Regions from separate parts of the Homo sapiens genome. Here region 1 is linked to region 2. The links are chromatin loops, found by intact Hi-C in ENCODE. Cell type or tissue: IMR-90. All regions are shown on one strand. Links, peaks and the distances in the headings refer to the core of each region. The heading gives the core; the rest is flanking DNA. Region 1 has its middle 27 kb from the start of EEF1E1-BLOC1S5. Region 2 overlaps LOC105374910 (a long non-coding RNA gene).

What was found. Hi-C counts contacts between places; a loop is a spot of excess contacts. Peaks named below come from ENCODE experiments on the same cell type or tissue, not always from the same donor. Only the 100,000 strongest peaks of a DNase experiment are listed, where the experiment ranks them.
Region 1: it touches region 2 in a loop (2.0-fold over the local background); 2 of 110 quality-filtered maps call a loop at or near these places.

The regions. Positions count from the first base shown.
Region 1 is chr6:8,121,725-8,137,592 of GRCh38, reverse strand. No RefSeq gene overlaps it. Among named protein-coding and RNA genes, the nearest start is that of EEF1E1-BLOC1S5, 27 kb to the right of the region's middle. RefSeq lists an enhancer at 6,202-6,251. In IMR-90, for the core only: a CTCF peak has its summit at 6,142 (motif pointing left); a DNase peak (open chromatin) is centred at 6,132.
Region 2 is chr6:8,172,208-8,188,075 of GRCh38, reverse strand. All of the region lies in intron 2 of LOC105374910 (a long non-coding RNA gene), which reads right to left. Among named protein-coding and RNA genes, the nearest start is that of EEF1E1-BLOC1S5, 78 kb to the right of the region's middle. RefSeq lists an enhancer at 7,663-8,208. In IMR-90, for the core only: no CTCF peak of the experiment used is centred there; a DNase peak (open chromatin) is centred at 7,545; H3K27ac peaks cover 2,213 bases.

The DNA of each region.
Region 1 (15,868 bases), core at 2,939-10,938, 49 kb after region 2:
AACCACTGCTCTTTACTGAAGCCCATAGAGCAAAGACAGAACCTGGCTAAATGTCCCTAGAATTCAAGCTAAAAAAGAGGCCTTTATCCATGTGCCTCTGTTTCCCAAGTGCCAGAACTGCTATGCACAGTGAACTTCCATTCCATAAGTGACAAAATACATAACCAGAGAGAGGGAACAACCACGTTACAACACAGGGCAGTGCAGCAAATTTAATGCTGATGTGTTTATTGATTAAACCTTGGTTAACCAAATAAAAGTGGTTTTATTTGGTCGTTGTTCAGTGTTGAGAACATTCTTTCCCAAAACTCACATCAAATTAGGCTGACTTGATGATAAAAACATAGTTGCACAGATAATATTAGTCAAGCCTGGGCTATAACAAACATCCGTCACTGTTCAAGATGACAGGCGCTGCTTGTTGGCTAAAATTCTGTCAGACGGTGTTAATAGCAAAGAGAGAGAGAAATTCTTTTAAACTCAAAAAAAGGCCACTCTTATGGTTAAATCAAGGAATCACAATTTTTTTCCTTAAATAAAATGAATCAGACATGAGAATTAGGAATATCAATAAAGTATGTTATTTTACATTTGTATTATTCTTACTTTTTAAAAAAAATGCAAGGGCATATTCCAACACATAGATAAGAGGCACTCAAATAAATTAAATGTAAAATATAACTCTCTGGGGTTAGACATAGGGCCTTTGCTGTTAAGAGTTAAGGAAGAGGTTTTCCTTAAAAATGTGTTTGAGTTTCAGAGATATTTGATAATTAACCGTAATAAGAAACAAATAGAACAACAACAAAAACAACAAAACTTCCTCCTAAATAGAAGCAACCTTAATTGAAAGCAAAGTAAGCAATCATAACTGTGATGGTTTAAGTATTCCTACACAGCCCTCAGGAGGGGAGAAGGATGATGGGGGAGGTGGATGGAAATCAAGTTATTTATTTAAGGATTATGACCTGAAATCCATGTTTAGAATATATATATTTTTTACCTCAAAGCACTGATCCCAGTTAAAATGCAAACATTTCAGAAGGGTTGCACTTCAAGACTTTTATTAGTCATTTACCACTTAGTATAAGCTAGCTCCCAAAAGCAAAATTTGAAAACACAAATGGGCCTGACACAGTGGCTCGTGCTTGTAATGCCAGCACTTTGGGAGGCTGAGGCAGGCAGATCACTTGAGGTCAGGAATTTGAGACCTGCTTGGCCGACATGGTAAAACCCCATCTCTGCTAAAAAACATGAAAATTAGCTGGGTGTGGTGGGCACCTGTAATCCCAGCTACTCGGGAAGCTGAGGCAACAGAATCGCTTGAACATGGGAGGCAGAGGTTGCAGTGAGCCAAGATGGCATCATTGCACTCCAACCCAGGCAACAGAACAAGACTCTATCTCAAAAAAAAAAAAGAAAAGAAAAGAAAAAGAAAAAGAAAACACAAATATGTAGATGGAGGGAGAGTAGGAAAAGGACGGGGTGAAGGAATTAGAGGCACTAGTTCCTTAAAAGGTTATATCCACAACACTAAGAGGAAATTTATCCAAAATGATATTTGGCCTTCTGAAGGTCAACTTCTTTTTGTTTTACAGTTTTGCCAAGGCCCAATACAAATGTTAAATGAATCAAACAATTCTCAGGTCTTAAAAATCAATTTAATTGTGTCCACTTATTTCTTTCAAACATGGCTTAAATGAGTGATGAAAAATGCTCACACACTTCCTGACACATTGCACACTACTTTTTATTAGTTGGGCAGAGAAAGCAGAAAGAACCAGAAAATGTCCCCTGGATACGAGAGAAACTGGATCGGTATGTCATCAAATGTTATCCCCTGAAGGAGTGGTACCATCTCTGCCTTCTTCAGTGCTATACTCCCAGCACCAAGCACAGACCCTCAGGATGATCTTAGGTAACCTTTGTTACCCATAAATCACCTGACCATCAATTTCACCCCCTACCAAATAAGCAGGATTGCATCATTTGGCCGATGAGGAAGCTAAGACTGGGAGAAATTAAAGGATTTCCCCAGAATCACCCAGGAACTTCACAGGAGAGCCAGGATGAAAACACAGCTGCTCCTGGTTCTGCAGTGAACCAGCTGAGTTCCACATCCCACCATGCAAATCAATTTGTCCAGCTGGTTGCTTCCAAGTTTACCTTAAATTTATCTGAGCCACTTATCACTGCCTAATGGACCACCATATTTCAGAAAATCTAAGACACTGTGGGTTGTGACACGCTGCCACGTTTTATATACCACTAAGAGAAAAACCACTACTAACTCAACAAGGACACCATGCTTTCTTACTGCATAGACAATCACTTTATGCTCATTAAAAGAGCTTTTCTAGACCTGACTGGGGATAGATTTTATCATGTATCACCTCTGTGCATGCATTTTGAAGACATGAAATAGATCAGTTAAGATATTCCTAAAACAGGCCGGGTGCAGTGGCTCACGCGTCTAATCCCAGCACTTTGGGAGGCCAAAGCGGGTGGATCACCAGAGGTCAGGAGTTCGAGACCAGCCTGGCCAACATGGTGAAAACCCATCTCTACTAAAAATACAAAAATTAGCCAGGCGTGGTGGTGCATGCCTATAATCCCAGCTACTCGGGAGGCTGAGGCAGGAGAATTGCTTGAACCTGGGAGGTGGAGGTTGCAGTGGGTGGAGATCGCGACACTGACTCCAGCCTGGGTGACAAGAACGAAACTCCGTCACCTAAAAAAAAAAAAAAAAAAAAAAAAGATATTCTTAAAACTTTCTCACAGAATCCCACTCATGTGACTCATTTTTTGACTTACAGCTGTCTTATGTTTACATTTTGCCAAACAATGTCATCTTAGGTAGCTTAAGATCATTGGTTTTGCAGCATTTCTTAAAATAAATTCATAAGAGACCATAAAGCCACCGGTGCTGGCCTCCTGGCCAGCTATGCACAATGCAGTGCAGCACGACTTAACTGCCGCTTCCAGGAGGTTGCTACATTCTGCTAATTCATTGCTGCCCCGACTTCCACCCCAGAACCATTTGTTCATAGACACTAAAAGGGTGGGCCATATTGTCTCTGGGATTGTCTTCCATGCTCTTGACACCTATCCTGAAGTTTTCGATGTCACACTTTTCAGGCAGTGACCATTACAGACCAACAGTGACCCTAAGATGCATCCCAGTATCAGAGATGCTCTAAAAATGTGTATGCATTTGGAATCCATGATATGCTGCACATATTGATTTGCTACTTGTTGTTTATGTCTCTCCACTAGAATGTGAGTGCAAGAGACTTTGTCTATTTTGTTCACCCCCATGTCTCCAGCCCTAGAACAGTGCTGGTATGGTAGGCAAGCAACATTTATTGTATACACAACTGGATTCATTAATTCCATTAAGTTGCTAATTTGGTTGGGGGGTGGTTTAGTTAATTTTTTTCTCTTTGTTAAAAAGCGGTGGACAGGCACAGTGGCTCACACCTATAATCCCAGCACTTTGAGAGGCCAAGGCGGGTGGATCACCTGAGGTCAGGAGTTCAAGACCAACCTGGCCAACATGGCGAAACCCCATCTCCACTAAAAATACAAAAATTAGCTGGATGTGGTGGTGCATGCTTGTAATCCCAGCTACTCGGGCAGCTGAGGTGAGAGAATCACTTGAACATGGGAGGCGGAGGTTGGCACTACTGCTCTCCAGCTTGGGCGACAAAGCAAGACTCCATCCAGCAAAAAAAAAAAAAAAAAAAAAAAGCAGTATATAGTATAATCTTTCTCTCTTTTTTTTTGTAAAATATGTTTATACCTAAAAAGAAGTAGAGATAAATAACCCTATATTAAGAGCTATATATAATTGATTTTTCTTCCTTTTGTTTATTTATACTTTCTAAATTTTCTAGCATGAACATTATTACTTGCTAATTTGATAAGAGCATATATCTGCACATTATTTTAATTTGTATTGCTTTATTTTTATGTGGTAAAAGGTGAAAGCTTTCTGTACTGCATAGCAAAAATACATTGTGAATTCAATTATTTTTGCATCAACTTTATTTTCAATACGTTAACTTTACAACATCTTGGCAGAAAAATTTCTTTAAAATGCATATCTAAAGCCTGAAGACTGGTCGCGGTGGCTCGCACCTGTAATCCCAGCACATTGGGAGGCTGAGGTGGGCAGATCTTTTGAGGCCAGGAGGTCAAGACCAGCCTGGCTAACATGATGAAACTCCATGTCTACTAAAAATACAAAAATTAGTCGGGTGTGGTGGCACATATTTGTAATCTCAGCTACTCGGGAGGCTGAGGCATGAGAATTGCTTGAACCCAGGAGGCAGAGGTTGCGGGAGCTGAGATCGCACCAGTGCACTCCAGCAAAAGCCTGAAGACAAAAGAAAGAAGACCAAGCTAGGGAACCCTGGGATCAATCAAAAACTCTTTAGGAACCCTGGGCAAGGCCCTAGGTCCTGTCACCTGAACAGGTCCCTCTGTCCTCCCAGGTTCTGTGGTCTTCAGGAAGGGTCTCTGGGCATCAAGAAGAAATTCTTTATGTTCTCATGGTTCTGAAGAGGAGGATCATGGGCTGTTGGCAAGTATGAACCATGCTACTCAGAATGGCACGTAAAAGCTGAAGGGAATGCCAGCATTTTGGGAGGCTGAGGCAGGTGAATTGGTTGAGCCTAGGAGTTTGAAACCAGCCTGGGCAACATGGCAAAACCTCATCTCTACAAAAATTACAAAAAGTTAGCCAGGCGTGGTGGTGCACACTTGTGGTCCCAGCTACTCAGGAGGCTGAGGCACGAGAATCACTTGAATCCAGGAGGTAGAGGCTGCAGTGAGCCGAGATCGCATCACTGCACTCCAGCCTGGGTGACAGAGCCAGACCCTGTCTCAAAAAATAATAATAAAATAAAATAAAAGCCAAGGAGACACATTTCAGTCAGATAATCAGCATCTCAAGCTGGTCAACTTCAATCCAGACCAGTGAAGGGATGGGGACAGGGGTAGAGGTTAAATTATGTTTCCCCCAAATTCTTATGTTGAAGCCCTAACCCCTAGTACCTCAGAATGAGATGTATTTGAAGACAGAGCCTTTAAAGAGGTGATTAGGTTAAATGAGGCCAGTGGGGTGAGCCCTAATCGAAGCTAACTTGTGTCTTTGTAAGAAGAGGAAATGTGGACATGGAAGGGGTAGCAGGGATGGGAGCACACAAAGGTAAGACCACATGAGGACAGAGTGAGAAGGTGCCATCTACAAGACAAGGACAGAGGCCTCACCAGAACCCAGCCCTGCCTGCACCTTCCTCTTGGACTTCCAGCCTCCAGAACTGTCAGGAAATAAATGTCTGCTGTTGACACCGCTCGGTCTGTGGTACTTCATTATGGCAGCCTTGGCAAACTGGGGATAGCCAGTTAACGACCCTGGGTCAGCAGGACTCTTCTTTTAACGAAATTTAAACTCGGAGAGCTTTATCTGATCCCCCGTGGTCCATGAAAGACTGTACATGATTCGCAGTAGTGACAGGAAACGCAGGCAGAGATGCCTTCTACCTGCAGTGAATTCCAAAGCACTTCTCAGCTTTTATTCTCGAGCTTCTCCCATACCAAACCTCCATAATTTGCTAAAACTTGGTGACTGAGAGACTGATTTGAAATCCCCTTTTCACCTGGGACTCCTTGATGGTCCAAATAGATGAAGGGCAGGTGGCAGAAAGGACACAGGAAATGAGAAGCTTGGAAAAGGCACTGCTTGGTTAATCAGCCCCTTATAGATAGTGCTGAGTTCGTAGTACCTAACAAGATGTAACGGAAGCTTATTGCATAGGAAAAAGGAGCTGACGGATTATTAGCCTGACACTCTCCATTTGCTAAACGTACAGAACAGATTCATTACCTTTGTCCCCCCGCCCCTTAACAGTATGGGTTTGATTGCCCTCTTGCCTACAGGTAATTCTCCATCAAAATTAAATCCGTCCGCTAGTTCTCAATTTTATAAACTATGCAGGCACAGGGAGAGAGGAGGTCGGGCGGAGGCTCGTGCTGGGTGGGAGGAAGGTTACCTTTCCCAGGGCCACAACGCCAATCCAAAATTCTTCTACTCCTAGAGCTCTGAAGATGCCTGTATTCACGGTCCCATAGTGACACCAGCTGGTCAGATTCCAAAAAACAGCTTAGATGGAGAGGAAATGGCTCAGCCCCCTGCACCGTGCTCAGATGATAAATATACAGCCCTGGCCTCTTGACACTCTGCCTGTTCCAGTTTAAATGACATATGCCATATAAGGCATAAATACATTTATAGAATAAATACACAATACAAAAATGTGTAGATACTTTGGCTGTTACAAGCTCCTCTTCTCTTCCCCAAAAGATCAATGACACTGTTGATGCTTAATTGTCAACCACCATTTTCCTCCCTAGCAATTACACACCCAGTCCTATGAGCTGGCGCAGACTAAATCAGGGGAGGTCCTTGCCAGTTTACCAAGGTAGGGAAGGTTCGCCATTGGGAGAGAGAATGAGGCCTGATGTTCAGTTTGTATGTGACAGATGGAGAAGACGGATTGTGAAGACCAAAAACACCTCTAGATTTGTCCATTTCAGAGCTGCTGGAGCTCCAGAGTCTCTCTCCTGTGAAGACTTCTTCCCCAAAATGCGGCCTTGGCGATGTATTCACGAAATATTCATTTTGGCTCCTGATTTTTTATTCGTCATCTTGTAGTCTTTTTCTTTTCCTTTCAGGAAAAGGCTTCTTCAAATTGTATAAGCTTCAGACTTTGAAAAGCTGGGATCCATACCTGCAATAATGTATATACTAGATGTACTGGTACAAACGTTGGATACCTACTATATCCTCAGCACTGTGCTGGGTGCCGGGACATGTGCAGGAAAGGAGCAGGAAGCTTCCTACTCGATCAGTTAACCACACCAGCACATAAAATAACTAGCCAGCGTTGCAATGCAATATGTAATCAAAGACTAAATTGTGTAATCCAAATTATGTGCACAGTAGCCTGGAAATTCACAGGGGGAAATAGAGGTTATTAAAGGATGTGAAGCAATTCTGGAATGCTTCACTGAAGAAGTTTTAAGTGGAGCCAGAAAAGTATGGGAGAAAGGAAAAAGAAGTAACTAATCAAGGGGGAGAAGGGGGAGTGAAAGCCTCGAGGTGGAAATGAGGTTGTTTTGTTTTGTTTTGTTTTGTTTTTTTGAGACAGAGTCTCACTCTGTTGCCCAAACTGGAGTGCAGTGGCATGATCTTGGCTCACCTCCACCTCCTGGGTTCAAGCAATTCTCCTGCCTCAGCCTCCTGAGTAGCTGGGATTGCAGGCTAATTTTTGTATTTTTAGTAGAGGCAGGGTTTCATCATGTTGGTCAGGCTGGTCGCCAACTCCTGATCTCATGATCTCATGATCCACCCGCCTCGGCCTCCCAAAGTGCTGGGATTACAGGTGTGAGCTACCACACCTGGCCAAGGGAATTCGGTCATTTTTAGTGAGGAAGAATGAGAGCAGCTTGACAGAACCAAGCTGCACATTGGAAAGTAGTGGGAGACATTGGACTGAATGAGATGGGAATCCAGCTACCAAGGACAAGGACAGCCCCTCAAGAATTTTGACTTGACTTTGAGATCTCAAGTGAGAAAAACCACACAAAGGTAACTCTGCTGGCATTTTACACAATGATTACGCACATTTTTCTAATAACTTGCTGGAAATAGAATGAGCATTGCAGCACCATCGGACAGGTGCCTTACTCATTGGAGATGTCTGGACAGTGCTGTGATCATCCTCGCCAGCTGCAGCAATAGCACCCTGGGTCCTGCAGCCAGAAAGAAGGATCTGATCATCACCTCGTCCTCATGCTGTGCTGAGGAGCCTTGGTGCACAACTATTGGCTCGTTTTGGGCAGGACAGGTAAGTCCCAGCTGCAGAGCTTATGACACACAATTTTTACCTAAACTTCTAACTTTTATCCACGATACCTACTCCCCTTTCACTGCCTTCCTAACTTCTTGGCTCTTAGAATGTCCCAGCTTCATGCTCTTTTTAAATACCTGTATAAGAAATCATGTCTTTAAATAAGTAGAGGGTGCTTTTCGTGTTACCATGTAAAGGTTTTGAAATAGCCCCTGAAAAAGACATAAATATCTCTCTTAGCAGCCTATCAAAATGCCAGACTTCTCGGCATTTCGTGTCATTTCCTGTGGATTAACCCAATATCAATGTCAAGCTTCTTGAAGACAGAAATGATGCCATTTCCTAGCATTTCCCAATGCCTCGAATTTGCCTAGCAGGTAGGAGTTGCTCCATAAATGTTTGTCGGATGGACCGATAGATGGATGGATGGGTGAGTGGGTGGGTGGGTGGATGGATGGATCTTTGGTTGGATACATTTAAAGTAAAATGAAACATCCTGGCTAACACGGTGAAACCCCATCTCTACTAAAAATACAAAAAATTAGCCGGGTGTGGTGGCACGCGCCTGTAGTCCAAGCTACTCGGGAGGCTGAGGCAAGAGAATTGCTTGAACCTGGGAGGCAGAGGTTGCAGTGAGCCAAGATTGCACCATTGCACTCCAGCCTGGGCGACACAGGAAGACTCTGCCTCAAAAAAAAAAAAAAAAAAAGTATAATGAGAAACTGGAACTATGTATGTGTTGGTTCTGATAGGCGTGGACCCATCCCATTGTCATTGTTGTCAGGATCTGGATCAGCAAGACATTGGCCAACTGGGACAAAGAGAAGAATAAGACTCAAAAACTGATGGGAAGAACCAAATACTACTGAAGACCAACTTCACTGCTCAAAGTGGCCTGGTGCCAGTCCTTTTCAGGAATTAAATGAAACTGCAGCTTCACTGAACCACCTCACAATTCCATTTGCAGACAGGAATGCCCCAGCAGATCCCAACAGGATGCTCACCCCATGGAGGGACAGAGTGGGTTGATCCAGCCCACTAATAATGCTAACATTTCTACAGCGCTTTCTTAGGTGCCAGGCTCTGTTCTAAGTGCTCTACTTACATTAACTCCTTTAGCCCTCATGACTAACTTTACAGGTGTGTAGTACTATTTTAGAAATAGTCCATTTTACAGTTGAAACGCTGGAACACAGAGATGTGAAGTAGCTTCATCCAGGCTACACTCCTAGTATGTGGTAGGGAAGGGAATGCCACAGGGAGCCTGGGCTTTGATACCAGGCTTTTCCCCATCTGCCATGCTGCTCTTGGGTCCCAGCTAAGGGTAGAACAAAGATAGAGGGCCTCGGGCCAGGCGCAGTGGCTCATGCCTATAATCCCAGCACTTTGGGAGGCTGAGGTGGGCAGACCACGAGGTCAGGAGTTCCAGACCAGCCTGGCCAATATAGTGAAACCCCGTCTCTACTAAAAATACAAAAAAATTAGCCAGGCATGGTGGCGGGCACCTGTAGTCCCAGTTACTCAGGAGGCTGAGGCAGGAGAATCGCTTGAACCCTAGAGGCGGAGGTTGCAGTGGGCCGAGATCGTGCCACTGACTCCAGCCTGGGTGACAGAGTGAGATTCCATCTCAAAAAAAAGAAAAAAAAAAAAGATAGAGGGCCTCAAGTACACAAAATCACTGCACATCCAACCACACCTGAAGCCAACTATAGCCAAGAATCACCAGGTAAATGTATTTTTCCAACACCTACACATAAGCTACATTCTCAAAGAGTATTTTATAATGATTCCTTCAAACAGGTAATATTAGTAGTTGGTAGTCAGTGCAAGTTTGGAACTAAGCTTTCAGAAATGGGAATTTTTAAACCTTCCAGAGACAACAAGTATGATCATGAGCCCAAATAAAGAGCATGACTTCCATAGTTCATGAGTAAATTTTAATTGTACAATATAAGATAGAGACTGCAGCACAGTGTAGATGAGGTGGATTCTCAGACAATGTTAAGACATAAAAGACTCCTTTTAGAGAGGTGCACAGCTATGCCAGTTAGCCTAGGCCCTGTGTAAACTAATAATACAAGAAAATTAACCATTCAGTAGTGTGGTCATAAGAAAATATAGTTGAGTTGATCTTAGTCCAGACCTCCTCCTTCACTGGCTTAACAGAGGAAGGCCTTTTGGTAGGAATTTTGACAAGGTGCTGATAGTATCTTAACCCTGTGTTTTGCTTTTTTTTTTTTTTTTTGGAGACAGAGTCTCATTTTGTCACCCAAGCTGTAGTGCAGTGGCGTGATCTTAGTTCACTGCAGCCTTGACAACCCAGGCTCAGGTGATCCTCCCACCTCAGCCTTTCAAGCAGCTGGGACTATAGGTGTGCATCACCACACCCAGCTAATTTTTGTATTTTTTGTAGAGACGGGGTTTTCTATGTTGCCCAAGCTGATCTTGAACTCCCGGTCTCAAGGGATCCTTCCACATCAGCCTCCCAAAGTGCTGGGATTACAGGTGTGAGCTACTGCACCAGGCCCACTGTCCTAACATTATGGGAGAGTCTGTGATTCAAGTAGATGAATGCAGGAACAGGAGGTTGACAGGTAGGGGAAAGAAAAATGGAGAGTATCATGCTCATACCCTGAGAAGGGTAGAGAGGGGATTGGGGAAAATTGTTGGGATCATTGGATTCATTAGATCCCAAGAAACAGTCTAAAACCTCCTAGTATATTTTTTAAAAGATGGGATCTCCCTCTGTTGCCCAGGCTGGCCTTGAACTCCTGGGCTCTAGTGATCCTCTCGCCTCTGCCTCCCAAGTAGCTGGAATTACAGGCATACACCACCATGCATGCCCTAAAACCTCCTAGTATCCTGAGGAAGAAACCAGATGACTAAGTTCTTGGTTTTTTAGATCCGGGGGGACATGTGCATGTTCGTAACACGAGTATATTTCGGGATGCTGAGGTTTGGGGTATGACTGATCTCATCATCCAGGTAGTGAGCATAGTTCCCTATAGGTAGTTTTTCAATCCTTGCCCTCCCCCTTCCCCTTTTTGGAATCTCCAGTGTTTATTGTTCTCATCTATGTGTTTGTGTATACCAAATGTTTAGCTCCTACTTATAAGTAAGAACATGTGGTATATGGTTTTCTGTTTCTGCATTGGTTCACCTAGGATAATGGCCTCCAGCTACATCCATGTTGCCGCAAAGGACATGATTTCATTCTTGTTTATGGCTATGTAGTATTCCATACTGTCTATGTACCACATTTCCTTTCTCCAGTCCACCATTGATGGACACCTGGATTGATTCTATGTCTTTGCTATTGTGAATAGCACTATGATAAACACACACGTGCAGGTCTCTTTTGGGGTACATATATTTACCTTTGGGTATATACCCAGTAATGGGATTGCTGGGTTGAATGGTAATTCTAGCTTTAGAAAGAATTCTCCATACTGCTTCCCACAAAGGCTGAACTAATTTATATTCCCACAAGGAGTGTATAAGCATTCCCTTTTCTCTGTAACCTCACCAGCATCTGGTATTTTCTGACTTTTTAATAATAGCCATTCTGACTGGTGTGAGATAGTATCTCCTGGTAGTCTTGATTTGAATCTCTCTGATGATTACTGGTGTTAAACATTTTTCATATGTTTTTGGTCACTTGTAGGCAATCAAGTATTAAATGAGATAAATGAGGCATGCAGGAAATTATTTATTTCTTAATTAAAGGTAAACTTGCTTTTAAAGGTAAAGAAAATATATTGGTAAAGGAAGAATGGAGGGGATGATTAAAACTGAAAAAGTCTTAAAAATTTAAAGGGCTGTCAGGTGCAGTGGCTCACACCTGTACTCCCAGCACTTTGGGAGGCTTAGGTGGGAGATCGCTTAAGCCAGGAGTTTGAGACCAGCTTGGGCAACATAGCGAGACACTGTCTCTGGAAAAAGATACAAAAATTATCCAGCCATGGTGGCATGTGCTTATGATCCCAGCTACTCAGGAAGGGGGTGAAGTGTGAGGATGGCTTGAGCCCAGGAGGTAGAGGTTGCAGTGAGCCAAGATTGCACCACCGCACTCCAGCCTGGCCATCAAAGCAAGACTCTGTCTCAAAAAATATAAATAAATAAAATAAAATAAAAAATTTAAGCGCATTGGCATGTTGTATTACCATCAAAACACAACTAATTATTGAATAATTTAAGAATTTATTTTCTCATGTGTGGAGTGACCAAGCTCTTCTTTGTAACTACTGCCTACAACAAAGATTTCCTGCTCACTATCTGTATCAGCCACAGGTCAGCAGTGGTTCTGATCTGTGTGCCTTCTTTCAAATACAGGTTGAAGAACCCCCACCTCAACCCCCATGTGGGGGCATAATGATCTTGTGGCAGAGAAAAAAGGGTTAAGGCCAAACCACCCAACAGCTCTTCAAGCTTCTTCTCACATTTCCTCAGCCACAGTAAGTCAAATACCCACCCCTGACATAAGTAGGGCAGAAAAGTATAACCCTCAGTTAGGGATGCACTGCAAGCCACATGGCTGGAGACAGGGATATATCATCTTCTTACAAGGGAAGGCAGAAAACAAGTAGGAACAGTAATACAATCTACCCTTTCACTATATGCTCACTCTCTCACATATCTTGTACAAAGTAGATGCTCAATAAATGATTTGAACTAATATGTGAATGACTTAAGGTTGACCATGACCTCACAAATGTAGATTGATTCATCTTCTCTGGTGCAGAGTTTTATCCCTTGGTATGTTACTCAGTAACTTTCCCTTTTCTTCCATAAATGTCCTACTAAGAACGAATCTCACAAGCATAATGTTAAGCAAAGGAAGCCACATGCAAAAAAGTACTTACTAACAGAGGAGTGGATAAAGAAATTGTGATGTGTCCAAACAACAGAATGCTAAAGAGCGATAAAAAAAAAAAAAAACTACTGATACACAAAATAGCATGGGTACATCTCAAAATAATTATAGGGAGTGAAAGACCAAAAAAAGAGTACATTCCTTATGATTCCACTTCCATCAAATTCTAGAAAATGCAAACTGATTTATGGTGACAGAAGCAGATCAGTGGTGGCCTGGGGAGAGTAGAGGAGGGGCAGGGAGAGGGTAGATAAGGAAACTTTGGGAGTGATGGATATGTTCATTATCTTGATTGTGGTGATGGTTTCATGGGTGTATTCATATGTCAAAACTCATCAAATTGTATCCTCTAAATATATGGAATGTATTGTACAACATCATGCCTGAACAAAGCTTCAAAAATAAATGCTTTAAAAAGGCTACTTACCATATGACTTTGTTTATATAAAGTTTTAGCAACAGGTAAAACCAATCTATGGTATTTGAAGTCAAGGTGGTGGTTACTTTTCAGATCAGTAACTGGAAGGATTAGAAAGGGGTGCATGAGAGGGCGCTTTTTGATCTGGGTGCTGGTTACGCAGGTGTGTTCTATTTGTGAAATGTTGATCTGTATGTTTACAATTGACACACTTTTCTGTGTGCAAGTTGCGCAGCAAAAAAAAACTGTTTAAATGTGCCATTTTTTTAAAAGATGGAATTTCACTCTTGTTGCCCAGGCTGGAGTGCAGTGGCGCAATCTCAGCTCACCGCAAGTGAGCTCCTGGGTTCAAGTGATTCTCCTGCCTCAGCCTCCTTAGTAGCTGGGATTACAGGTACCCACCACCATGCCCGGCTAATTTTGTATTTTCAGGAGAGACAGGGTTTCTGCAAGTTGGTCAGGCTGGTCTTGAACTCCCGATCTCAGGCAATCCACCTGCCTCAGCCTCCCAAAGTGCTGGGATTACAGGCATCAGCCACCGCGCCTGGCCAAATGTGCTATTTTCTTTAAAATATCAACCATCTTAAAAAATAACAAAGACCTTCCTCATAAATTATTTATGATGACAGAAAACTAATAGTTGTGTGATCACATTCATTTAGTATCTGCTTTTGAATTCAAAGGCTATGAGTGGATGTGTTCCTGCCAGTGTCCATGACAGAGGACAGACCACAGGGCTTGTCAGTCATAGACACCAGGACTGAGCAGTTGCAGGGACAGGTGGAGGAATGCATCAACTACTGACCAGGGTGCCAGTGTTTGTCTCCAGATATGTGCCAATTCTGATGCTTCTGTTCTCTCTTGTGCCCTTAGTCGGAATTACTGCTGCCAGCACTCTCTTCTTGCACGGCGGCATATGGGAAGCTACATATATGGACAAATGGCACGTGTGCTCATAAAACAACTGAAAAAGCAGGCAAGCTATGTCAAAGTCCCACAGTTGGGATTACACTGTTGCAGACAGCTGACCTAAGATAAGAAATGAAAATTCCTAGACACTTTTATGAGCCCATCATTTTTACCATTTAATATATTAAAAGAAAGAAAACCCTGTTCCTACTGATTGATTACTTTAATGAATAAATGTACGGTCAATGATTTGGTGGTTGGAATGGATTAAATTTCCCTTGCTGGCAAGAATGGCCCTAAATAAAAATGAATGAAAGGTTTATCTTTTTCAACAACCTCCCCTTATCTCCCCCAAAAAAAGATAGAAAATCAGTCTGAATTTCAAATGACTTTGGTCTTTGTGTTTGTTTTATAAACTATTACCTGGCCCCTGTCAATGTCCCTGTGGAGTAAAAACAAATTACAGTGTCTCAAATTGTGTGCTCAAGTAATTTTAAAAGAAAAATTTTTCAAAATGTCATTGATCTGTTGTAGAAACTACTACTCTGTTTTCATGCAGAAAGCTTTAAGATTCCCCACTGGACCCCATCTAATAAGAAAAAAATGAAAATAACCATAACTACCTAGGCCCATCATTTAAAACGTGAAAAAAGACAAAAATAAAGAACTGAAAAATATAATTCCACATCAACAATCCACTGTCTACCAGGTGCTGTGCTACGGACTACATAGATAAGTGAAAAACAGATTTTGGGCCGGGCACACTGACTAACACTTGTAATCCCAGCACTTTGGGAGGCTGAGGCAGGTGGATCACCTAAGGTCAGGAGTTCCAGACCAGCCTGGCCAACATGGTGAAACTCTGTCTCTACCAAAAATACAAAAATTAGCGGGGCTTGGTTGCAGGTGCCTGTAATCCCAGCTACTTGGGAGGCTGAGGCAGGAGAAACGCTTGAACCCAGAGGTGCAGGTTGCAGCGAGCTGAGATTGCACCACAGCACTCCAGCCTGGACAAGAGCAAAACTCCGTCTCAAAAGAAAAATCAACAGATTTTGTTACCTGGAAGTGGGCTGCTGTTCTAGTAAGATCCTAGAATATATACTAGTGGCTTAATGTTCCAGTGGTCGGTAGAAGTCCTAAGGACCATGAAGAGACCATTAGTAGAATTGAATATGGCCTCTAAAAGGTTGTAATAGAGGGCTCATAAAAAAGTTAAGAAAATGTTACCAGAAGCTAGAGGAAGGAAAGGGGATCCTTGTTATTTAGTAGCAAAAAATATAATAACACTGTTGCCTGTGTGTCTTAGTCCATTTTGTGCTGCTGTAAAGGAATACCTGAGAGTAGGTCATTTATAAAGAAAAATGTTTCGGCCAGGCACATTGGCTCACGCCTGTAATCCCAGCACTTTGGGAGGCCAAGGTGGGTGGATCACTTGAGGCCAGGAATTTGAGACCAGCCTGGCCAACATGGTGAAACCCCGTCTCTACTAAAAATACACACACACACACAAAATTAGCTGGGCATGGTAGCGTACGCCTGCAATCCCAGCTACTTGTGAGGCTGAGGCAGGAGAATCGCTTGAACCCGGGAGGCGGAGGCTGCAGTGTGTTGAGACTGCACCACTGCACTCCAGCCTGGGCGACAGATACTCTCAAAAAAAAATGTTTTATTTGGCTCACGATTCTGCAAGGGATACAAGAAGCATGATGCCAGCATTTGCCTCTGGTGAGGGGCTCAAGCTGTTCCACTGGT
Region 2 (15,868 bases), core at 4,383-12,382:
ACTTTCTCTCTCCCCACATCTTCTTCATTTGGGAGCAGAAGGAAGACAAGGTTAGGACTTCATTAGGCTTCTGTATGTGTGGATCAGTTTGATTATTTTTAAATATAATAGAGTGGTCTTAAAGAAGCACATGAATAAACTAGTCACTCTCTAGTAGAGCCTGGAGTTACCACTAGGAGCAATAGGAAGAGCAACAACCAGTGATAGATGCAGCTAAATCGGATCATCACCAAACCTGAGCGGGCAAGGCCCTATTACCATTTGTCTAAGGGGTAGGATATAACCCAGGTACATTTGGGGGTATTCCCTACCTGTCTGCACATGTATTAGAGCCCCTTGTTTAGCGAATTTCTGGAAAACGTAATATGATCAATAAATTCAAATTCTGAACAATATATCACTTCAGCTGGCTATGAGGCAGCATGTAGACCAAGGAAGAAAAGAGGCTCTTGCGTTTTTCATTACAAGTTTTAGCAATGATTAAAGATAGCTGGAGCATTATTTTATTTATTCTGCTTGAATGAATGAAATAAAAATTACCAAAGATTATTCCATGTTACATGGCCTGAGGATAAATTTCCTCATTTAAATCCTAAGACCAGATCAAGTTATACTATGCCCTATGACTGTATAATTTTACTTTTATATAATGCAATGATCAAAACCCTTACGTTTGCATTTCTATGCAATACATGTAAATATATGTGTGTATACAATTATTTGAGCATAAAGAAAAATAAAGATATATTCTAGGCTGTAAACATCTGTTGGAGGATTACACAGGAGAAAAGAATAAGAAAGAAGCATGTGAACGTTGGACAAAAAAGAAAAAATAAGATCAAAAAACATTAACAAATATGGTATCATCCTATTTACATTATCTTAAATGTTTTAATTTAAATTTTAAGAAATTTATATAATTTTATTCATACGGAACCAAAAAGAGCCCGAGTAGCCAAGGCAATCCTAAGCAAAAAAAAAAACAAAGCTGGACACATCATTCTACCCAACTTCAAACCGTATCACAAGGCTACAGTAACGAAAACAGCATTGTACTGGTACAAGAACAGGCACATAGACCAATGGAACAGAATAGAGAACTCAGAAATAAGACCACACACCTGCAACCATCTGATCTTCAACAAACCTGACAAAAACAAGCAATGGGGAAAGAATTCCCTATTTAATAAATGGTGCTGGGAGAACTGGCTAGCCATATGCAGAAAATTTAAACTGAACCCCTTTTTTACACCTTATACAAAAATTAACTCAAGACAGATTAAAGACTTAGGTGTAAAATCCAAAACTATTAAAACCCTAGAAAAAAATCTAGGCAATACCATTCAGGACAAAGGCACAGGCAACGATTTTATGACAAAAATGCCAAAAGCAATTGCAACAGAAGCAAAAATTGACAATTAGGACCTAATTAAGCTAAAGAGCTTCTGCACAGCAAAAGAAACTATCATCAGAGTGAACAGGCAACCTACAGAATGGGAGAAAATGCTTGCAATCTAGCCATCTGACAAAGGTCTAATATCCAGAGTTTACAAGGAACTTAAGCAAATTTACAAGAAAAAAAACAAATAGCCCCATTAAAAAGTGGGCAAAGGACATGAACAGACACTTCCCAAAAGGAGGTATACATGTGGCCAACAAACATATGAAAAAAAGCTCAGGCCAGGCGCGGTGGCTCACGCCTGTAATCCCAGCACTTTGGGAGGCCGAGGCAGGCGGATCACGAGGTCAGGAGATCGAGACTATCCTGGCTAACACGGTGAAACCCTGTCTCTACTAAAAATACAAAAACTTAGCTGGGCACTGTGGCGGGCGCCTGTAGTCCCAGCTACTCCTCAGGCTGAGGCAGGAAAACGGCGTGAACTCGGGAGGCGGAGCTTGCAGTGAGCCGAGATTGCGCCACCGCACTCCAGCCTGGGCGAAAGAGCGAGACTCCGTCTCAAAAAAAAAAAAAAGAAAAGAAAGAAAAAAAGCTCAACATCACTGATAATTAGAGAAATGCAAATCAAAGCCACAATGAGATACCATCTCACACCCGTCAGAATGGCAATTACTAAAAAGTCAAAAAACAACAGATGCTGGCAGGTTGTGGAGAAAAAGGAATGCTTTTACATTGTTGGTGGGAATGTAAATTAGTTCAACCATTGTGAAAGACAGTGTGGCGATTCCTCAGAGACCTAGAGCAGAAACATCATTTGACCCAGCAATCCCATTATTGGGTATATACCCAAAGAAATATAAATCATCTATTACAAAGATACATGCATGTGCATGTTCACCGCAGCACTATTCACAATAGCAAAGACATGGAATCAACCTAAATGCCCGTCAATGATAGACTGAATAAAGAAAATGTGGCACATATACACCATGGAATATGATACAGCCATAAAAATGAATGAGATCATGTCCTTTGTGGGGACGTGGATGGAGCTCGAAGCCATTATCCTCAGCAAACTAACACAAGAACAGAAAACCAAACACAACATATTCTCACTTATAAGTGGGAGCTAAATGATGAGAACACATGGACACGTTGTGGGGAACAACGCACACTGGTTGGGGCCTGTCGGTGGGTGGGGGCTGAGGGGAAGAATGGAGAGCACCAGGAAGAATAGCTAGTATATGCTGGGCTTAATACCTGGGTAACATGGCCGGGCGTGGTGGCTCACGCCTGTAATCCCAGCACTTTGGGAGGCCGAGGCAGGCGGATCAAGAGGGCAGGAGATCGAGACCATCCTGGCTAACACGGTGAAACCCCGTCTCTACTAAAAATACAAAAAAAAAAAAAATTAGCTGGGCGTGGTGGCGGGCGCCTGTAGTCCCAGCTACTCGGGAGGCTGAGGCAGGAGAATGGCGTGAACCCGGGAGGCAGAGCTTGCAGTGAGCCGAGATCGCGCCACTGCACTCCAGCCTGGGCGACAGGTGACAGAGCAAGACTCAGTCTCAAAAAAAAAAAAAAATTATATATATATATACACACATACATATATGAGAGATCTAATGATATCTATATCTATATATCTATATCTGGGTAACAGTTGATCTGTGCAGCAAACCACTATGGCACATGTTTACCTATGTAGCAAACCTGTACATCCTGCACATGTAGCCCTGAGCTTAAAATAAAAGTTGAAGAAAAAAATTTATATAATTTAAAAAATTAAACAATAAGGCAAGGCAATTTTTTAAAGAGAGTGATTATGGCCCTTCTGTATTTGGGTAAAATTCCTGCCGTGGTAGAATTGGCAGCACTGAATCGTGACTGCCCTATGCTTTTTTCTAGACATTCTCAACGTGTGAGCTGCATGAGGGTGGGGCATGTGTTACATTGTACCCCACCAACATGCCTGGTTCCCGGAACATGGGTATTCATTCGTTTGACTGAACGAATAACTGACAAGGCAGTCACTTCCAATAGATCCTCATAACAGACCAATAAAGGGAACAGTGGATTATCCTCCTTAACTGAGAAAAGGAAGATACACATTGTAAGACTGCACAGCAACTCTCTGACATAGCCTACCAATTTGATGGATTTTTGAAAAATATTTTCCCTCTTCTAATTTCAGATCCAGTGGAAATACTCATGTCCTGTTTTAAAAAACAAAGTAACTTCAGAATGCAAAATGAACAGATAATAAGTGTCACTTGCCTTTCAGACAAGTTAAACATTCTCATTTGTTTCCTCTCCCTTGACCCTTTACAATCTCTGTTGTTTGGTGTCATAAAAAAGCTAGGAGGTAAACTCTCAGGAATACTTTTCCCCTGAACATAGAGTAAGAAATTGAATTTTCCATTTCAACGCACCATTTGTACCTTCATCATTCAGGATTATACAGTATCCTTAACATAGATAAGAACAAAATTGTTGTAGCCATATTTCACGGTTGCTTTCTAAAGAACTCCTGCTGAATTGTAATCATCTCTCAGTATTGCTTGTGGGTGTCCATTTAATGAGAACTTCTTTACAATTTTCTAGAAAATTGTTAATTCCCAAGAATTTATATTATTAAGATCATTAAACTATGTTATTTTCAATAGACTATTAAAGATGACGCTAATAATGTAAATTTACTCCCTGACCCTGCAAAAGAAGTTGATATATGCTATTTCATTATATCTTTATCCTTGCCTTTTTAAAAAGCAGATCCTTATCTTCATTTACTTTTTTTCAATTTTTCAATTGTTAAATTTTTCTATGTAAAAAGATGCCATTTGACTTGGGGAAAAACCCCTTCAATTTAAATTAGAAAGTTACACAAAACACTAGTAATATTGTTTTACTTCACTCATTACTTAAAAGCAATATTTCCACTTTCTTTTCCCATCTTCCCTCTGCCTCTAAGTGAACATGGCCTCATAAACACAGTTCACAGAAGCAAACATGTTTAGCTGTGTCAGACTCAATTGGTTCCCAGAGAGCTTCAGACAGGGGACATAAAAAAAGGCGACAGTTTCAGAAGCCACTAAAATTTTATACTTGGCTTTGTGACCAGGATTAACGCCTTTTAGCAAAACCCCCTAAGAAATGCTGGTTGCTTGCTCTGCGCCCATCACAACCATGAAAACTCCCCAACACGTCAGCCTTCCTCATAAACAGTAAGTGTATTGTAAAACCGTTTACAGCTGTTGTAAAAATATTTTGACTATTTTACCCAACCACCTCAGTAAGACACCTGATACTAGTTAAAGGAAAAAAAAAAAAGAGAGTTTCCCCTTTTCAATCAAACCTTCCAAAACTGAGGGTGGGTGGAGAAGAGGAAAGTTCCTTTTCTATTAAAGTCATATGTTGCTCTGCCTAAGCAGCACATCTGTTATAAGGTCTCATCAAAAAAAAGTGTCTTTTCTTCTCTGGTCTTTATTTCCAGTAGCAACGATAAGCTTCCAGCTTCTGTTTTCCATCTGAGAGAGGTCAAACATTTTATTGGGATGGAGTCCAAGCTACTGTCTGTCAAAAGGAATAGAGAAGCCAAACCATTCATGTAGGACATTTCCAGAGCTGTCCTAACAAAGTTGCTTCCTCCAGGCATGCTGCCCCTATGAGCAGCAGGCTCGAGTTCAGCCCCACGCCGGCCCCAACAGCCTGGCACCCTTGTGAACACCCACACAACTTGGCCTGCACTCTTCAGCTCTGTGTGCAGCTCCTTATGTGATTACCAGACACACTCCAATCATAGTGCCCACCTGAAATCCAGAGATGATCTCTTATTTCACATAGGTATATGGACTGAGAGACTGAAAATACAAATAGACAGAGGGTGAATATACAAATAAGCAGACATACATTTTTTAAAAAGTGACCCACAATCTATGCAACCAGCCCAGGAAACCAACCCATCATCTGCAGGAGCCAGCCCAGGAAGCCAGCCTGATGTCTATGACACAGACTTTTAGGAAGTCAGACGCTATCTCTAGTAACCATCCAGGAAGCAAAACAAAAACCGTTGTAACATTTGCTCCAAAAGGGCCAGGACTTAATTAAAAACTGACAGTTTTTCTAATTTCTGTCCCTATTTCTGAGGACCAAGCAGAGAAAGCCAAGTTGCACTCTACCAAATCCCATGGGACACCTCACTTCCAGTGAGCCCCCTCCAGCTTCCCGCACCAGCAGCCTCCAATCAGCACACTCTCCGAGCCTTCCCTTTCCCCCACTATGAAGCTTCCCCACTCCTCTGCCTGCCTCTGAGTTTCTGCCAAAAGACAAGTGATGGCAGCTGACTTGCTCATAGCACGTTCTGAGTAAGTAAACAGCCTTTGCTTATTCTCATTTGATTTTTCTTCATTTATTTCCACACGACAAAAATAAAAATTCTTTCCCAATAACTTCCGGTATTTCTTCAAGGGCAATTCTATTACATGAATGGGCTCAGCTTTTTGAGAAAGAGTCTGGTATCCACTGCAAGTAGGAAGAGATGACTTCCGAATTTCTGCGGGATTTTCCCAGAGGGCTCTGTGAGGCGAGTGACTTGTTACACTGCCCTGTGCAAAATGTCCATGGGTCAGAGAAGAGAATGAAAGTGTAGACTTTACAGCCCCACTCCCCAGGGACATTTGGACTCCTGTGATAATTCAAAATTTTACCCAGACCCCAGGACTCATGTCAAACTCTATTTCTTCCCAAAATATCTTCCCAAGCCCTTCCAGAGGAGAAGACTTAACCCGAGGGCTGCCTTCCCAGCCTCAGCCCTCACACTGTACTTGAAATCCAACCATCCTGGTCCTATTTGTGCCCCTGAATTAAAGTGCATTTTCATCTCCTATAACATGCCTTTTCCCTAGCCCCCAGTAAATGTTTCCCCAATATTCAAGGCCCAGATGAAATGGCACTTCCTCTCTTTATCTTCCCCTAACTTCCCCAAGCAAAATTACTTGCTCCCTCATCTCTGTTTGCAGAACTGAATGTAAACCTCTGCAACAGAACTTGCCATGGGACATCAGAGCAATTTGCTTATATGGCCTCCCCCTAGATGGACAGATACTCCTCAAGGACAGGAACTGTGTCCTTGATATGATGTATGCTCAGTCTTTGAACTGTGTGTACGTCATATCTCTATAGCAAGTGAAACTGGAGGGAAGAGAAGGGAAGGGAAAAGAAGGGAAGGGAAGGGAAGGGAAAGAGGGGAGGGGAGGGAGGGAAAGAGGGGGGAGGGAGAAAGGAGACATGAGGGAAGGAAGAAAGGAGGAAAAGGAAAGAAGGAAAAAAGAGAAAAGAGAGGAAAGTAAAGGAGGGAGGGAGGGAGACAGGGAAGAAGGAAGGAAGGGAGGGAGGGAAGCAGGAAGATTTTAAGAGGCGCTTAGCACATCCAACCTTTATCATGCCCTTCAGTTTTCTACATAAAGCTCTATTTGCAGGTGCCATTTCTGTTCAGGCACACCTAATAATGTTGTAGTGAGAGTCTAGTATGTAGCATTTGCTAGTAACAGAGCAAAATGTGTACACCTCCCTGAAGTTGGTAAGACACAAATGCTATCTCTTCGGCGAGTGGACAGTCGGATGAAGAGTCCCGCCTGTGCCCCTCGCCAGCTCTGTGCTCGCTTCCTAAGCTTCCTGGACCCAAGCTTTGGCATCGGTAACATGAGAACGCTAACAGCAACTCAGAGGGCTGCTACTGTACAATTAAATTAGACGTGTAGGTAAAAGTCCTGGCACAGGAAAAGCAGTCAAGACATGTTTATTTCTTTGTCTGCTTTGATTTTCTCATCTTTATTCAGGCATTCAAAATCAGAATTCAGTAGACCTGGATTGTTTCAGGCACCCAGGCACACAAAAATCATTTTTCCTCCAGAGCTCAAATGCTAAAAGCTTTAATATTTTTGAGTGACACCTCCAAAACAGGAAGTTACATTAACAAGCAAACCCATCTTCATGGATGAAACAGAGTCACCAATCTCAGAGATAAAACACACTCAGTGCTGCTGTCTTAGAAAGCCACTTCTTCCTCTGGACTCTATCCACCCCTTCCTTCCCCACCCCCAAGTTCTCTCTCCAGGTCAAGAGAAAGGCTACCCAGACACAAGCCTCTCCACTCAGTCAGCTTTTAAAAAGAGCTCTGCATTCCAGGGAGCTGAACCACAGTAAAAACAAAAACATTGCCTGCAGGGAGGATAACAGAAAGGAATTTGGGGCATGAAACAAGCTGCCCATCTGACTTCAGAAAGCCCAGCCAAGCCCTCCAAGGGCAGCTTCGGTGACCCCTCGCCCCTCTCCTGGGGTACTTGCTGCTGCTCTGGTTTTATTTATACTGGTTGCCATCAAAGCAAAGGGTGAAAAATGGTTTAGGCAATTTGGTTGAAAGAGGGGGAGTAGGAGGAAGAGAGGGTAGAAAGAGTAATGATAGAGAGAAAAGAAATTAAAACTGTATTAAATAAGACAGGGAAACTCTACAAATAACCAATTTAATTGAGGGGAGTAAAGAACTGAGAAGAGTGACTCGAAGTTAGATTCTAAACAGGCCAGGTTTGTCCTTGGTGCCCTTTTCCAAAGGCTCTATTTGGAGTTATCGTCCGTGGAATTTGCTAAGCAAGGCAGAAAGATGGAGGGCTGTAAGGATGTGTGATCACAGGTCACTGAAGATGGCATCAATCTCTCTGACATCCACACACCTGAAACCAGGCTGCAAATACAAAAACAGCCTTCTTGAAACACAGAAGAGGTGCACTGTGGGCTCTGTGGGCTTCTAGCATAATAACCGCCTTTCTCCTCCAAACTACGAAAGGGGCTGGCTGGACCCAAGCTCAGAGCCCACCTGGTTCGTGCTGACCTCATTTTCAGGTATTCCCTAGGAAGCGATGGATGTGGGAAACCCAGCAGGCTGGGAGGCACCAGCCATTTAACTTCAGTTTTGAATGATATTTGTCTTCTGAGTTGGCCCTGCAGGAAAGGGATGAGTGGTCCTGAAGTTGTCAATACAATACAGAGTGAAGGCTGGAGGCTCATCAACATCCAAGAAAACTCAAGGCAAGACCCTGCCTCGTCTCGTGGAGTTTGTCTTGACCCCAGTAGAGCAGAATCTTCCCTCTTCTGTGCTCCCAGAACATGGAATCCACATCCCTATTAATCCGTCAATCACATGTATTATAATCTATAGATTTGCGTGTTAGTCTACTTAGTAAACTATGAGTCTCTCTCTAAGGACTGTGTCTCATCCAACTCTTTAACTCCAGTGTTCAGCACAGTACCTGGTATATTATAGATTTTCAGTAAACATTCATTAGATAAATGGATTAAATTGACCAAAACCTAAAAGAGAGAGACCTCTTCTTCAACTAGTCCCCACTGACACCAAAAGTAGACATGCTTTGGTGTCAAACAAGTCCAAAACAATTATTGTCCAAACAAATGGACAATAATTTACTCACTTTTATGTTTCCACCTGGCAACTTAATTTTGAGAAGCTAACTATAAATAACAACAATTTTTGCAAAAGATGTAGCAAATATTTCCACTTAAATTTATTTGTGCTGCTTCCCAAAGTGGCTGGGATCCCCAGAACTTTAATGAAGAATTCTAATGAATCCAGGCATGGTGGCCCATATCTGTAATCCCAGCATTTTGGGAGGCCGAGGCAGGTGGATCACTTGAGCTCAGGAGTTGAAGACCAGCCTGGGCAACATAGTGAGACCTTGTCTCTACAAAAAATTTTTTAAAAATTAGCCTGGTGTGGTGGTGCACACCTGTGGTCCCAGCTACTCAGGAGGCTGAGATGGGAAGATCACTTGAGCCAGGGAGGTTGAGGCTGCAGTGAGCCGAGGTTGCACCACTGCACTCCAGCCTGGGTGACCCAGTGAGATCCTGTCTCAAAAAGAAATAAAAGGAATTCCAATGATAATTTTCAAATACAATAGTCTCTGCTAATTTGCTGAGGTCAGTCTTTCAATTACAGACTCTTGAGTTCCACCCTAACCTCACTGCATTAGAATAGTCAGGGAAAGGATTTAGGAATCCACACATTTTGAACAAGATCTTCAAGTGGTGGTTAGGATCACGCAAATTTAGGTAGTGCTCTGTCAGGGAGTACTAATACTAGAAAAAGCAAGACATTAGGAGCCAAAGGACCTGTGTTCTCTACCTGTCATTTACTAGCTGTATCACTTTATGCAATTATTTAACTGTACTGAGTTTATTTTCTCATCTGTAAAGGAAGGGAAGTAATGCCTGCCCTACTTACCCAGCAGGCAGGGTTACTGTTAAAATCAAATAGGATGCTATAAGAAAGGGACAATGTTCTGAAAAAAGCGCCACCAGTATAATGAACTCAGCCTCAACCATTTATTCATACATGTACCCTTTTCTGCCTTCAAGACAACATAATCTCTCAAAGTTGAGAATAAGTGGGCATTTCAGCGCTTAGCAAGAGTCAGGAATCCCCAAAAAACGTGGGAGTGGAATAATTTCTTGATACTATGACAAGCCAGCAGCAAAACTACTGCTGTGAGGGATTCTAAGCCTCATGATCACACAACAGCGACAGTCCAAGTTGGGGAGTGAGAGGTCTTTTCCTTCTAGAACCTTCCAAGGGACTCAAGAGCAACACCTGCCAGGCTGAGCAGTGAAGGACAGACTCTCCAGTGATGGTAGAGACTTAGGCATGCATACATCTACAGACATGGGAAGGAAGGGGGAGGTTCTGTTGTCTGTTTCTACAAACTGACCATCTGTGACACCGTCCTATCTATGAGTCACCCAACTAATTAAACTACTTCACTTAGTCTAGTCCAGAAAAATGAGAAGGAAGGTGCTCATGATTCCCTCTGTTGGTTTTAATTGTACCATGTATAAATCATTGACTTTGTGAATCTTTGCTCTGTCAGTCTTTCATTTTTCTGTGACAGTTTTTCATTTTCTGTCAGTCTTTTCATTGTTCATTCTCCAAAGAATGTTGCCCCAATTGTTTATTCTTAAATTTGCCTTCTTAAGTCTGAAACCCCATTAAGGCAAGTGACATTTTTTTGTAATGCCACCAGGTAGTCCAGTTATGAGTATTTTGTTTCATGGAATAGTCAGGAGCTACTCAGGCAGCTGGAGACATAAAGAGAAATCAACCCAACAAGAGCAGCCCTGCACAGCACCATGATGGAGTGGGGAAGATGAACGGTATTTGAAGACCGTGGTTCCAACAAGGTCAGAGTGTAAGGAATCATTTTTTGATAACAAGTATTGCCAGATGCAGCAAATAAAAATATAGAACACAGGCCAGGCATGGTGGCTCATGCCAGCAGGCAGGCAGACACTTGAGGTCAGGAATTGGAGACCAGCCTGGCCAACTAGCAAAACCCTGTCTCTACTAAAAATACAAAAAAAAATTAGCCAGGCATTATGGCGCACACCTGTAATCCCACCTACTCAGGAGGCTGAGGCAGGAGAATCACTTGAACCCAGGAAGTGGAGGTTGCAGTGAGCCGAGATTGCGCCATTGCACACTCCAGCCTGGGCAACAGAGTGAGACTCTGTCTCGAAAAATATATGTATAAATATATATGTATATTATATATATACACACATATAACTATTTTTATATATATAATATATATATAAAAAATAGTTTTATAGAGAGAGAGAAAGAACACTCAGTTAAATACAAATGTCAGGTACACCGTGTAATTATTTAGCATAAGTATGTCTCATGCCCTGTTTGGGACACATTCATACTAAAAAGTTATTTGTTAATGATCTGGAATTCAGCCTTCACCAGGAATCCTGCCTTTTATGGGGCAACCATAATGATAACAGTGTGCTCTCCCTGTCTTCCTTTCCCCTGAGCCTCAGCCATAGTTGCCCATCAGAGAGGTTTAAAGATCCTGATGACCAGACCACGTCCCAGCCCAACCAGATAGAATCCCTGGAGGTGGGACCCAGGCTTCTGTATCTTCATCATTCCAAACCTCTGCCAAATTTGAGAACCACTGTCAGACTTCTGGTGTTTAGACTTTTCTTTCAAAGGAAAAGGCAAATGAGCTAGTTTAGAATGAAATCTGAAGGACAATCACCCATGTATCTATAGGCACTTGATTTATGGTAGAGATGACACTGAAGAGCAGGGAGGAAAGAATTCAAAAAGAAAGAAAAGAAGGAAGGGGGGGAGGAAAGAAAAGAAGGAGAAAAACGAAGAAAGGGAGGAAAGAAGGAATGAAGGGAGGGAGGAGGAAGGGAGAGTGGAAGGGAGCATTTCTGCCTCATATCATACATAAAAATCAATCCAGTTGTATTCTAGATTAAATGTGAAAGGCAAAATAGAACGACTTTATAAGATAATATAGAAAGAAGAGAAAGATTTTTTAAAATAAAACATAAAGGCACAAACCATAAAGGAAAAGATTGATAAATATATGGCCACATTAAAATTAAGAATATTTGGTCTTCAAAAGACATCAATAAGAGAATGAAAAGCTAAGCCAGAGAGTGAGACAGGCTACTTGTCATTCATGACCTGTTCATATCCTGAATTTTTTTAAGCCCTACAAATCAACAAGAAAAAGATTCGCCAATAGAAAATAAGCAGTAGACTTACCAAAGACTTCACAAAAGAGGCTATGCGAATGGACAATAAATATGTGAAAAGGTGTGTAACTCCTTTGTAACACAGGAAATGCAAATTAAAACCACTTTTTGAGGTGTCACTATATACCCTGCAGAATCGCTAAAATTAAAAAGAGTAACATGTCAAGTATAGACAAGAATATATATCAAGGATAATTCCGACACACATCTGGAAAGAGTGTACATTGATACAATCATTCTGGAAGAGATAGTCTACTACTAATAATAAGAATCTGACCTGACGCAGTGGCTCACACCTGCAATCCCAACACTTTGGGAGGCCACAGTGGGAAGATTCCTTGAGGTGAGGAGTTTGAAACTAGCCTGGGCAACAAAGCAAGAACCTGTCTCTAAAAAAAAAAAAAATCAGGCCTGGTGGCCCACACATGTAGTCTCAGCTACTCGGCTGCTTGGGAGGCTGAAGTGAGATCACTTGAGCCCAGGAGGTTGAAGCTACAGTGAGCCATGATTGCGCTACTGCCTTCCAGCCTAGGAGACAGAGCAAGATTCTGTCTCAAAAAAACAAGCAAGCAAACAAACAAAAAAACTAATGTAATCTGCTAAAGATGAATATATCTATATACTTTACAACCCTGCAGCTCTAGTCCTGGGTTATAGGTTTAACAGACATGGCTGCATGTGGACATCAGATTTGTACAAGGATATTCATAGCAGGGGACAATCCAAATATCTGTCAACAGTAGAACAGGTGAAAAAAATTGAAGGAGAGTCACACAATGAAATGTATAGCAATGAAAACAAACCACAGCCTCAAACAACAACCTGGATGAGTCACTCACATAAACTTGAGAGAAAGAAGCCAGACACCCAACAAAGTAGGCAAAAATACAGAGCATCAGTATCCACACATAGATGGTAAAAGATAAAGTAAGCAAGGAAGTGACCACCATGAGAGTCTGGAAACTGGTTGCCTTTGGGGAGTAGGCTGGGAGCTGTGATTAGAAAGGGGCACACGGGCGCCTCTAAGGCTGGAGTATTTGCTTTATTATATTTCATTAAGCAGCGTATTTATGATTTACGCACCTTCTTCTTTAAGTGTGCTATATTTCAAAATTAACAAAGTTTTATTTAAAATGATGCTCAGGACAAATTTATATGTCTTCCATGAAGACTTCTTGCACCCCATTCTCTGAGCAAGTTTTGCATAAACCTGCCTCTAAAGTGTTGCCGCTCCCTCCAGGGCCCTGCCCACCACCTTTCACTCCCACAGGTTTTTCAGGTGAATTCTGGTTAAAAATGAATAGTAGTCAAAGCAATCCTTTAAAAACGCAAGTCAAGACATGTCACGCCTTTGCTCAAAATCTTCCCAGATCTCCTCATGTTACTCAGAGGAAAACTCAAGCCTTCCCAATGACCCCTAAAGCCTTCAATGATCTGTGAGCGAACACCAGCTCACCCCTCCGGGCCTCTGCCGTCCTCTGTCCAGCCACACAGGACACGTCTGTGCTTCAAACTGACCACACAGTCTCCCACCTCCCCAGCCACTCCCTCTGTCCACAAAGGTCTCCCCCAGCATTCACATGGCTCCCCTTCTTCTGGCACTTGATCAAATGTCACTTTCTCATGAAAGCTGACCCTAGCCACTTCATTTGGAATCGTTACACCTCCCACTGCATTCCTCATCTCTCTTATCCTGCTTTTTATTCTCCGGTGATACTCATGACTTCTACCTTCTAACATCATTGACTTTCCTACTGGTATTTGTTGCCTATCATTCCCCACTGGAAGGTAAGCTCCATGAAGGCAGGGATTTTTGTCTTTTTTGTTCACTGCTATATCCCCCACACTTAGAAGAGTATCTGGCATGAAGTAGGCATACAATAAATATATGTTGAGAGAGTGAATGAGAGAATGAATGAATGAATGAAAAAATTTATCAAATGCAACTTGGAAAAAGTTAAGAAAAGTAGCTGCCAATAATGGAACGATCTGCAAATTGAAGTGACACAAAGGATGAGATTGTCAAATCAATCTCAGGTGAATTAGAGATTCTGCTCAGTGTCAAGCCTTCCTGGTCATTCTGAGGACACAGGTCATCAAGAGTCAGGGGTCAGGCAGAGAGGTCTGGAAGCAGCCAGGTCCTCTCCACAGCAGATGCTCTCCAGCTGAGATGAGGACATGACCTCTCTAAGTGATCTGTAGAGTTCACGTCACTTACAGCAGAGTTCCATCTCCTATACAGGACATCCATGTTTACTCAGTTTATGTGGTAGAGTCATGCACCATGTGGCAATGTTTTTTGTTTTCGGTTTTTGGTTTTTTGAGATGGAGTCTCACTCTTGTCACCCATGCTGGAGTGCAGTGGTGCGATCTCAGCTCACTGCAACCTCCTCCTCCTAGGTTCAAGGGATTCTCCTGCCTCAGCCTCCTGAGTAGCTGGGATTACAGGCGTGTTCCACAATGCCCGGCTAATTTTTTTTGTATTTTTGGTAGAGATGGGGTTTCAGCAGGTTGGCCAGGCTGATCTCGAACTCCCGACCTCAAGTGATCCACCCGCCTCAGCCTCCCAAAGTGCTGGGATTACAGGAGTGAGCCACTGCGCTCAGCCACCATGTCACAATGTTTTGGTCAACCACAGACCACATATATGACTGAGGTCCTGTAAAATAATGGAGCTGAAAAATTCCTATTGCCTCGTGACGTCATAACCATGGTAACATCAAAGCACAGGGCATGACTCCAGTGTTTGTGGCAAAGATGGTGTCAACAACCCTGCCGTGCTGCTAGCCATATGAAAGTCTAGCTCATGCAGTGATGTTCAGCCCAGAATACTCGATAGTGATAATAAACAACTATGTTGCTGGTTTATGTATTTACGATACTATACTTTTCATTCTTCTTTTACTTTTGAGATGGAGTTTTGCTCTTGTTGCCCAGGCTGGGGTACAATGGCATGATCTCTGCTCACTGCAAACTCCGCCTCCCAGATTCAAGTGATTCTCCTGCCTCAGCCTCCTGAGTAGCTGGGATTACACGCGCACGCCACCACACCCGGCTAATTTTTGAATTTTTAGTAGAGATGGGGTTTCACCTGTTGGTCAGGCTGGTCTCGAACTCCTGACCTCAGGTGATCGACCCGCCTTGGCCTCCCAAGGTGCTGGGATTACAGGCGTGAGCCACCACACCCGGCCTCTTATTTTTAAAACTCTAACTGTAAAACAGCCTCAGGCAGTTCCTTCCAGAGGGATCTCAGAAGAAGGCACTGTTATCATAGGAGATGACAGCTTCCTGCCTGTCACTGCCCCTGAAGACCTGAAGCAGCTAGGGTCAGCTTCCAGGAGAAAGTGATATTTGATCAAGTGCCATCTAGTGGGACAAGGTGTGAAGATGGAAGACAGTGATAATGATGATCCTGACCCTGTGTAGGCTTAGGCTGACATATATGTTTGTGTCTTCATTTGTAACAACAACAACAAAAAAAAAATTAAGGAAAAAATTAAAAATTTTTTAAAATAGAAAAAAGAATAAGAACATACAGAAAGGAAATATTTTTGGACAATTGTACAATACGGTTGTGTTTTAAGCTTAGTGTTATTTCAAGAGTCAAAAATTAAAAAAATTTAAAAATTTATGAAGTAAAAAGGTGACAATAAGCTAAGGTGAATTCATTATTTCATGTAGCCTAACTGTACAGTGTTTGTAAAGTCTACAGTAGTGTGAAGTCATGTCCTAGGCCTTCACTTCACTCACCAATCACTCACAGTTTCACCCACAGCAATTCAGCCCTGCAAGTTCATTTCATGGTAAGTGCCCTCTACGGGTATACCATGTTTATCTTTTAAACTGTAT